Regions from separate parts of the Homo sapiens genome. Here region 2 is linked to region 1. Evidence: read pairs that join two places in POLR2A ChIA-PET (ENCODE). Cell type or tissue: PC-3. All regions are shown on one strand.

The links. Peaks named below come from ENCODE experiments on the same cell type or tissue, not always from the same donor. Only the 100,000 strongest peaks of a DNase experiment are listed, where the experiment ranks them.
Region 2: POLR2A ChIA-PET joins it to region 1 with 5 read pairs; 2 of 35 experiments call an interaction of 5 or more read pairs at or near these places.

The regions. Positions count from the first base shown.
Region 1 is chr4:124,620,560-124,625,559 of GRCh38, forward strand. No RefSeq gene overlaps it. Among named protein-coding and RNA genes, the nearest start is that of LINC02516, 65 kb to the left of the region's middle. In PC-3, no CTCF peak of the experiment used is centred here; no DNase peak of the experiment used is centred here.
Region 2 is chr4:124,949,920-124,954,919 of GRCh38, forward strand. No RefSeq gene overlaps it. Among named protein-coding and RNA genes, the nearest start is that of ANKRD50, 240 kb to the left of the region's middle. In PC-3, no CTCF peak of the experiment used is centred here; no DNase peak of the experiment used is centred here; H3K27ac peaks cover 1,025 bases.

The DNA of each region.
Region 1 (5,000 bases):
TATAAGCATCATATAATAAAGAGAATAGTGGAATGGAAACATTGTTTTTGAGGCTTGTTTTATTCTTTTCCTATTGAATAGGTACTGACACCAAACTGTGCTTCTAGAAATTTTGGTAGAATTTTGTAAAATAAAATCTTGACATAAGCCTATTTTTTTGTGTGCTCCTTCATTTTTTCAGCTTTTTGAGGAAAAACATAGTTAATTCAATGTTCCAGTCGTATGGATTAAATTTAATCAGAATTTCACCATGCTGAAACAAAAACTCTTGAAACGGTACACATAAACTCAGTCATCTTCTTTCTTTTGAGGCCACAGACTTTAAAGTCAGTGGTTAAATAACCAATCCACGAAAAAAATGACAATTTTCTTTTGCCAACATTATTTTAATTGTAAGTTCCAGTTTCTTCAGCATTTTGTTTGCTGATACATGGCTAGCTTACACAGCACCTTGGTTTGCTGTTCCAAGTAATGTATTGGTTTTTCTTCTTTCCTATAATTAAATTCAAGTAAATTTTTTCCCCAATGTACAACTCATAATTAGCAGTTAAGTGCATGAAATTTTTCATTAGCTTTGTTTCTATATTATTAAAATTTTAATATAAAAAGTTGGGTTAGCATACCCACTTTGTAAAAGTCTAATTTATCAGATGACACTTAATAAAAACTCAAATATTTTTATAAGTAGTTATGTATATCTTTCTCTTTGTCCCTATAAAATAATTTCAGCTTTAGGAACAGGAATTCCAATCCTAGTATTATTTTACATAATTACAACTTACATTTTCCATTTTTTTGCCTTTATTTGCTAAATGTAGACACATTTCTATTTATTTATACAAACAGTGATTACAGCTTTGAGTTTCTCTTTACTTGATCCCACTGTGTATTTCTTCAGTGTAAATATCCCTTACTAAGGAGGAATACTTCCCCCGCTTTGCAAGTAAAACAAATCACTCATCACAAAATGATGTAAAAATATAGTTTAAGTTTTTGTTAGCATATGTGATAAAGTGTCATAAGCCCGCAGTGGCTGAGGCTAATGAGAGAGAATGATGACTTTCTGAATAAAATATATTTTCTCATTTGCTGCTGATTCAGATTGATTATTCATTACCATCATTGAAAGATAGAAAACACACAAGCATAGGCTGATATATATAACCAATCATCTGATATGCTGAATAATTAATCATCTGATATGCTGGTTATCAAATCAAATTGATGCACCTCACCTCTAGAGTTACTGGTTAAAAAGTTTGGAAAATGGTTGAAATTAGTGCCAATTTTGTAACCTTGTTATTCTCCTTATCCCCCACAACTACACCTGTCATATGTAATTCTGAAGCACAGTTACTTGGACCACATCATGTGAAAAAGTGCATTAGAAACCACACTTCTGTATTGAAATCTTCTTCTGCTCTTCTAGTGAAAAATGGTCAACTATCAGCAATTTCCTATGACCCAACCTAGTATTTTCCCCTCTTGTCATATTAACATAAAGCTGGCTTTCCATTGGGTTGCAGAATTCAGTGTTGTTGTGAAATAATATTTTGAAGTTTAGCTAACTGGTCATTTTCTATATTTTATGTTACCCTGCGACCCTTTGACATTAGGGCAATGTCTGAGGACGTTTCTGCCACTATAACAGAATACCACAGACTGGGTAATTTATAAAGAAAAGAAATTTATTTCTCACACTTCTGGAGGCTGGGAAGTCCAAGAGTAGGGGTCTGACGTTTGGCAAGAGTCATCCCATGATAGAAGGGCAGATGGCAAAAGCCAGCACATGAGACAGGGAGAGGAAATCAGGCTGAACTTATCCTTTTATCAAGAGTCCACTCCCATGATAATTAACCATTTCCCACAATAATGCATTAATATATTCACAAAGGCAGATCCCTCATTATCTAATCATTAAAGGTCCCACCTCTAACACTGTTACAATGGCAATTAAATTTCAATATGTACTTTGGAGGAGACATTTAAACCATAGCATTATGCCCCTGACTCCCTCAAATTTATGCCTTCTCATTTACAGAATACTTTTTATCTATACCAATAGCCTCCAAAATCTTAATTAATTTAAGCATCAACTCTAAAGTCCATATTCTTATGTAATTCAAATATGGATGAGACTCAAGGCATAATTCATCTTGAGGCAAATTCCTCCAGCTGTGAGCCTGTGAAATTAAAACAAGTAATTTACTTCCAAACACAATGGTGGAACAGGTATAGGAAAGACATTCTCATTCCAAAATGGAAAAACAGATAAGAATAAAGGGGTAACTGTTCCCAAGAAAGTCTAAAACCCAACAGGAAAAACAGCATTAGGTATTAAAGCTGAAGAATAATCTTTTTTACTTCATCTCTCACATCCTGGGCACAGTGGGGCTAGGGTTGGGTCCCCAAGGTCTCGGGCAGCCCTACCCCTATGGCTTTGCTGGGTTTAGTCCACCCAGCACCTCTCATTGGTTGGAGTCCCCTGCCAGCAACTTCTCCAGGCTAGCATTGTAAGCTGGTATCTTCTATAGTTCTGGGTTCTTACGGGTAGCCCAGCTTCCATGGCCCTACCAGGCACTGCCCTAGTGGTAGCTCTCTGCAGTGGCTCCATCCCTGTGGCAAGTTTCTGCTCAGACCCCCAGGCAATTCCTAACATCCTTTGAAATCTAGATGGAGATAGCCATGTCCCCACAGCTCTTGCATTCTGTATGCCTGCAGAATTAGCACCACACAGATGCTGGCAAGGCTCATCACTTATACCTTCCAGAGCAGTGGATCAAGCCACACCTGAGTCCACTTGAGCCATGGATGGCATAGCCAAAAGACACTGAGTGGAAATGTGGGGAACAGAGACTTAAGGCAGCACTGGGAAGTGAGCCTGTGTAGGGTACCCTGGCCTATCTCCCCAAATCATTGTGCCTTTCTAGTGCTCTGAGCTGCGATGGGAGGGGCAGTCTTGAAGACCTCTGAGATGCCTTTAAGGGTATTTCTCTCATTGTTCTGATGAAGAGGATCTGGCTGTCTTCTATCCATATTAATATCTTTAGCAATGGGGCACTTTGCTGCACCCTTGGTATTCTCTCCCTAATGTACCTTTTTACTGCTTATGTGGCCAGGCTGTGAATTTTCCAAATCTTTTTATTCTACTTCCCTTCTAATGATAAATTCTTCCTTTAAGTCATTCCTTTTATCTCCATATCACTGAATACAGTTGAAGGTATCCAGAAATCAGCCTGAATGCTTTGTTGCTTAGATATTACTTCTGCCATATATCCTAATTCATTGCTCTTGAGTTCTGTATTCCTTAAAGCCCTCAGGCATTGAAGCAGTTCTACTAAGGTCTTTGCCACTTTATAACAAGAATGACCTTTACTCTAGTTTCCAAAACCTTATTCCTCATTTCTGTCTAAGACTTCATCAGCATGACCTTTTCTGTTCATATTTCTACTAACATTCTGGTCACAATCATTTAAGCAATCTCTAAGAAGATTCAGATTTTTTATACAGCTCTCTTCTGAGCCCTCATCAGAATCACCCTTAATGTTCCATTCACAGCAATCTGGCTTTTTTTTTTTTTAGCCTGCTCCTCTAAATTCTTCCAGCTTCTAGCCATTACCCAGTTCCAAAGCCATTCCACATTTTTAGATATTTGTTATAGAAACAAATACCTCCCAATATCAATTTTCTATCTTAGTTTGTTTTCTGCTGCTGTATCAGAATACTACAGACTTGATAATTTACAAAGCAAAGAAATTATCTCTCACAGTTCGTGAGGCTGAGAAGTCCAAGAGCATTATACCAGCATCTGACAAGGACCATCACATGGGGGAAGGGCAGAAAGCAGAAACAAGCATATGAGACAGAAAGAGGAAATCAGGCCATAATCATCTTTTTATTATGAGCCCACTTCCATGATAACTAACCTACTTCTATAATAAGGACATTAATCTATACATGAAGGTGGAACTCTCATAATCTAATCACCTTGTAAAGGTCCCATCACTCAACACTGTTACAATGGCAATTAAATTTCTATACAAATTTTGAAGGGAACATTCAAACCATAGCAGGCAGCTAAATCATGCAGCATCCATTGACTCCTAGAAAAAAAATGTACTCACAGAAACAGAAAACAATCTTTTGAGGATCAAAAGCCCCTATTTCTTATTAGGAAAATGTAGCCCACAAAGAAACTCAAGGCACAGATATTTTATGACTCAAGTGAAATTTTTCTGCTTCTGTCCCCTCCTCCCTTCTCTTCTCTCATCCCAAGATAAAAAGCAACCCCAAAAGATGGGAGAAGACAGTGGGAAGAAAATCTATGAGTAAATAGATATTGTAAGCTATTGGGATGGGGCATCCACACTCTGCTGAGAGAAGTCTTGAAGGAAGATGACAGAAGGACTCTCGATCTGTTGTGGAAAACAAGAATAGAGAGAACACTTGCCTCATTTTTCCTAATAGAGATGAAGAAAGGGAAAGCTCCTCAAGGTAGCAATGGCTTCAAAATAGAACTTTCTTATACCAGGAATAGATAATTCCCCCTTTCCTGAGTAAATAGGAAGAGGTAAAGAGCTGAGCTACATGAAGCTTGCTGTGGTTTGGATGTTTGCCCCTGCGAAATTTCATGCTAAAATTTATTCTCCAGTGTGGCATTGTTGGGATCAGAGGCCTAGTGGGAAGTGTATGGGTCATGAGGGTGAAATCTTCCTGAATAGATTAGTGTCTTCCTTTGGGGTCAAGTGAATTCTCACTCTATCAGTTCTCATAAAAGGTGATTGTTAAAAAAGAGCCTGACACCTCCCCACTTTCTCTCTTGCTTCTTCTCTTGCCTCCTCTCTTGCCATGTGACCTCTGCTTATGCTGACTCTCCTTTGCTTTCCACCATGAGAGGATGCAGTTGAGGCCCTCACCAGAAGCTGAGCAGATGCCACCTCCATGCTTCTTGTACAGCCTGTAGAACCATGAGTAGAATAAACCTCTGTTCTTTATAAATT
Region 2 (5,000 bases), 330 kb after region 1:
TTTTTTTTTTTTTTTTTTTTTGGTCAAGTGATGCTTTTTAATAATGGATTATTCCATCACGTTACTAAATATCTCCTTTCTTACAATATGGTATTGTTGAACTGCTGGACTTCTTGTTAGCTTTACGGCATCATAGAGTTTATTTCATTTTATTTATTTTTTGTTTGTTTGGTTTTTTATACTTTAAGTTCTAGGGTACATGTGCACAACATGCAGCCTTGTTACATATGTATACATGCGCCATGTTGGTGTGCTGCACCCATTAACTAGTCATTTACATTAGGTATTAATCTCCTAATTCTATCCTTCCCCACTCTCCCCACCCCATGACAGGCCCCAGTGTGTGATGTTCCCCTTCCTGTGTCCAAGTGTTCTCATTGTTCAATTCCCACTTGTGAGTGAGAACATGTGGTATTTGGTTTTTTGTCCCTGTGATAGTTTGCTGAGAATGATGGTTTCTAGCTTCATCCACGTCCCTACAAAGGACATGAACTCATCATTTTTTATGGCTGCATAGTATTCCATGGTGTATATATGCCACATTTTCTTAATCCAGTCTATCACTGATGGACATTTGGGTTGGTTCTAAGTCTTTGCTACTGTGAATAGTGCTGCAATAAACATAACGTGTGCATGTGTCTTTATAGCAGCATGATTTATAATCCTTTGGGTATATACCCAGTAATGGGATGGCTGGGTCAAATAGTATTTCTAGTTCTAGATCGCTGAGGAATCGCCACACCGTCTTCCACAATGGTTGAACTAGTTTACAGTCCCACCAACAGTGTAAAAGTGTTCCTATTTCTCCACAGCCTCTCCAGCACCTGTTGTTTCCTGACTTTTTAATGATCACCATTCTAACTGGTGTGAGATTGTATCTCATTGTGGTTTTGATTTGCATTTCTCTGATGGCCAGTGATGATGAGCATTTTTTCATGTGTCTGTTGGCTGCATAAATATCTTCTTTTGAGAAGTGTCTGTTCATATCCTTCGTCCACTTTTTGATGGGGTTGTTTGTTTTTTTCTTGTAAATTTGTTTGAGTTCTTTGTAGATTCTGGATATTAGCTCTTTGTCAGATGAGTAGATTGCAAAAATTTTCTCCCACTCTGTAGGTTGCCTGTTCACTCTGGTGGTAGTTTCTTTTGCTGTGCAGAAGCTCTTTAGTCTAATTAGATCCCATTTGTTAATTTTGGCTTTTGTTGACATTGCTTTTGGTATTTTAGACATGAAGTCTTTGCCCATGCCTATGTCCTGAATGCTATTGCCTAGGTTTTCTTCTAGGGTTTTTATGGTTTTAGGTCTAACATTTCAGTCTTTATTCCATCTTGAATTAATTTTTGTATAAGGTGTAAGGAAGGGATCCAGTTTCAGCTTTCTACATATGGCTAGCCAGTTTTCCCAGCACCATTTATTAAGTAGGGACTCCTTTCCCCATTTCTTGTTTTTGTCAGATTTGTCAAAGATCAGATGGTTGTAGATGTGTGGTATTATTTCTGAGGGCTCTGTTCTGTTCCATTGGTCTGTATCTCTGTTTTGGTACCAATACCATGCTGTTTTGGTTACTATAGCCTTGCAGTATAGTTTGAAGTCAGGTAGTGTGATGCCTCCAGCTTTGTTCTTTTGGCTTAGGATTGTTTTGGCAATGTGGGACATTTTTTGGTTCCATATGAACTTTAAAGTAGTTTTCTCCAATTCTGTGAAGAAAGTCATTGGTAGCTTGTTGGGGTTGGCATTGACTCTATAAATTACCTTGGGCAATATGGCCATTTTCACAATATTGATTCTTCCTATCCATGAGCATGGAATGTTCTTCCATTTGTTTGTGTCTTCTTTTATTTTGTTGAGCAGTGGTTTGTAGTTCTCCTTGAAAAGGTCCTTCACATCTCTTGTAAGTTGGATTCCTAGGTATTTTATTCTCTTTGAAGCAATTGTGAATGGGAGTTCACTCATGATTTGGCTCTCTGTTTGTCTGTTTTTGGTGTATAAGAATGCTTGTGATTTTTGCACATTGATTTTGTATCCTGAGACTTTGCTGTTATTTGACTCTCCCAGTGAGCAATGCAGACCCAGTAACTGTTCCTATCTCTGATTTTGAGTTTCTTCTTCATTTCTAGCACCTGGAGATTCTTTTTTTTAATTCTAAAATTTGATTAATAATACATTTCAAAAATACGTTATATTTTGACAAGGAACTATGGGTCATGCCTGGGTGCCTTTGGGAGGTCAAGGTGGGTTGATTGCCTGAGCCCAGGAGTTCAAGACCAGCCTGGCCAACATGGCAAAACCCTGTCTCTACAAAAAAATACAAAAGTTAGCCAGGTGTGGTGGTACATGCCTATAGTCCCAGCGGGCAGAGGTTGCAGTGAGCCAAGATCGTGCCACTGCACTCCAGCCTGGGTGACAGAGCTAGACCCTGTCTCAAAAACAATTTTTTTATGTTATATTTTGCTAAGTTTTTTTGTGTGTTTCAAATGTCTTCCAGCAACATGTGCATCTAATATATAAACTGAAAATCTAGTCTGGCCATATTGGGATTCAGGGATAGTAGATTCTGAGGTTTCTAAATGGATAGGTGACACAGTCACAGAAAGTACCATGTGGCAGAAAATGTAATTAAGTAGCAGGTGGACAATCATTTTGGAGAATATCAACAAGGCTTCTGGGAGTCTGTAGTGCTGTATTGTCCAATATGATAGCTACCAGATATATGTGGCTATTTAAAATTAAATTAGTTAAAATATAATTTAAATTCAGTTCCTTAGGTTTACTAGCCACTTTTCAAATACTCAATGGCCATATATGGCTACTGGCTGCAATATTGTACTGCTCAGGAGAACATTTTCATCATCTGAGAGAGTTCTATTCAGCAGGGCTGCTCTAGTGCATCTGCTGAGTATCAGACTAAATACAGGCATAACTGGGACAATATATCCACTTCATCTGTGGAAGGAGATAAGTTTCAAACCCTGTGAGATAGACAGTGGATTATTGATATTCTTACTGTATCTTGATAAATATTGACCCAGAAGAGGGGGAGAGAGAGCCTGGCTGAGAGTGACTACCTTTAGTTTCAATTATACAGTTAGGGCAAAGCAGAGACACAGTTTAAAATAAAACAACAGCAGACAGATGCTTATCAGCTTCCCCACTTTTTGTTTGTGTGAGTTCTTTTTTTGTTTTTGCAGATAATAAAGGTAATATATGAGCACTGAGGAATATTTGAAAAGCATAATAACTTTCTTGTCTTCTTATGCAGAGTGTACTGAACATACTTTATTTCTTCCCTAATGACTCTGAGTCATCATTATTGAATTACAGAATGCTGCATGTAGAAAAGAATGAAGGGCAATGTTCTCCCAGACTATTGAGACATCCAGAGAGACTTAATGCATACATTCCCCCCTGTATTAGGCAACTCTACACTGTAGCTCTTTTTAATCTTGCCATTCTTTTACCTCATACTTTATTATTATCTATAACTCCCTACTTGGCTGGGAGCTGTCTGCTTCTAGTAGTCTCTACTATTTCTACTGTCTTATCTTCTATAAACATAATATACAGTAAAGCATGTTAGAAATAACTAGATAATTATACTTCTCAAATAAAATTTTAAGTTTACCATCTAAATGCCTTTGGCCTGCTCTGCTACTGAGTAGGATGTGTGAATATTATGTCAAATAGTTCCCCACTCCGCATATCCTGCCTTCTCCTTGGAAATCATCAGTGAGACGTGATGCACACAGCTTGGAACACTGAGGAAGGGAGTACAGAATTTGACTTATGGCTCAGCTGTATGATGTCGGCCCTGAGCAAATCTCCTAGCTCTGTAAAAATCAGCTTTCTTATCTGTTAATCATCATGTGCATTATCATTAATGTTAACACTCATAAAGTACTTAGCAGTGTCAAGCGATGTTCTAAGTGTCTTTTATGCATTTGCTCACTGTAATCTTCATGATACCCCATGAATTAGGAAAGGAGCTATTATTTATCTGCAATTTACACATAAAGAAAATTAGATACGTACAAATTCAGTACCATCTCTCAGACCTATATTTCCAAGTTGCAAGTGTTATATTTCTTTGAGAAGCATTTAGCTTTCTTTCGGATTTATGATTTTATTCTGAATGACTGAAGTTTTTGGAGGTGGGTTTCCAGATAATAGAATATGGTAAAGCTCTGACTATTTCAGAGAAACTGTGCAGAACAGCATGCAATAGACGATACTCTCAGTGGAAAACCATTCATCTCTAATGAAGAAGGGGTGATCAGACCAGTGTAGCCTGGAGACAAGTACAATAAATGTAATCAGTTTGGCTACAATTGTTAGGGTTTTGTGAAAACTGTGGGCTGGTAACTTAAGCTTAGGATTTGGAGAGAGTCAAGACAAGGTTTACATGACAAGAAGAAAAATTATTGCATTAGCTTATGTGTAAAACTCAAGGCTTAGTAGAATTTTTGCTCAATTTGGTTTCTAAAAGCATTTCCAAGATTTTATTTTCAAACTAAATATTTATGTTAATATGTTATGTTAATGTGGGCTTAACAGCCTTGTTCTGGAAATAAACTTGTCTTTTTTATGATATTTCTATGGTGATTCTCCCAAATATAAGTTGATGATCAAATACAGTTCTGAGTATCTAAATGACTTTTAAATTATTTGCCTCTTTATATGAAGCCAGGGACTTTATACCAAGAAGAAATCATACCTAGCTACTTTTGTTTCAGGAAAGAAAGGGATTTTGTGATGAGATATTATCCCATGAGCATATATTAGCACTGGAAGCTATCTTTGTCTCGAAAATGGCTCTCAGTAAAAGATGGACAAATGGAATTTCCTACTGAGCTAGGGATCCGTCGATGAGATTACTATAGTGAACTCATACTGGCTAAATTTTACATCAAAATAAATAGGCCTGGCATGGTGGCTCATGCCTCTAATCCCAGCACTTTGGGAGGCTGAGGCGGGTGGATCACTTGAGGTCAGGAGTTCAAAACCA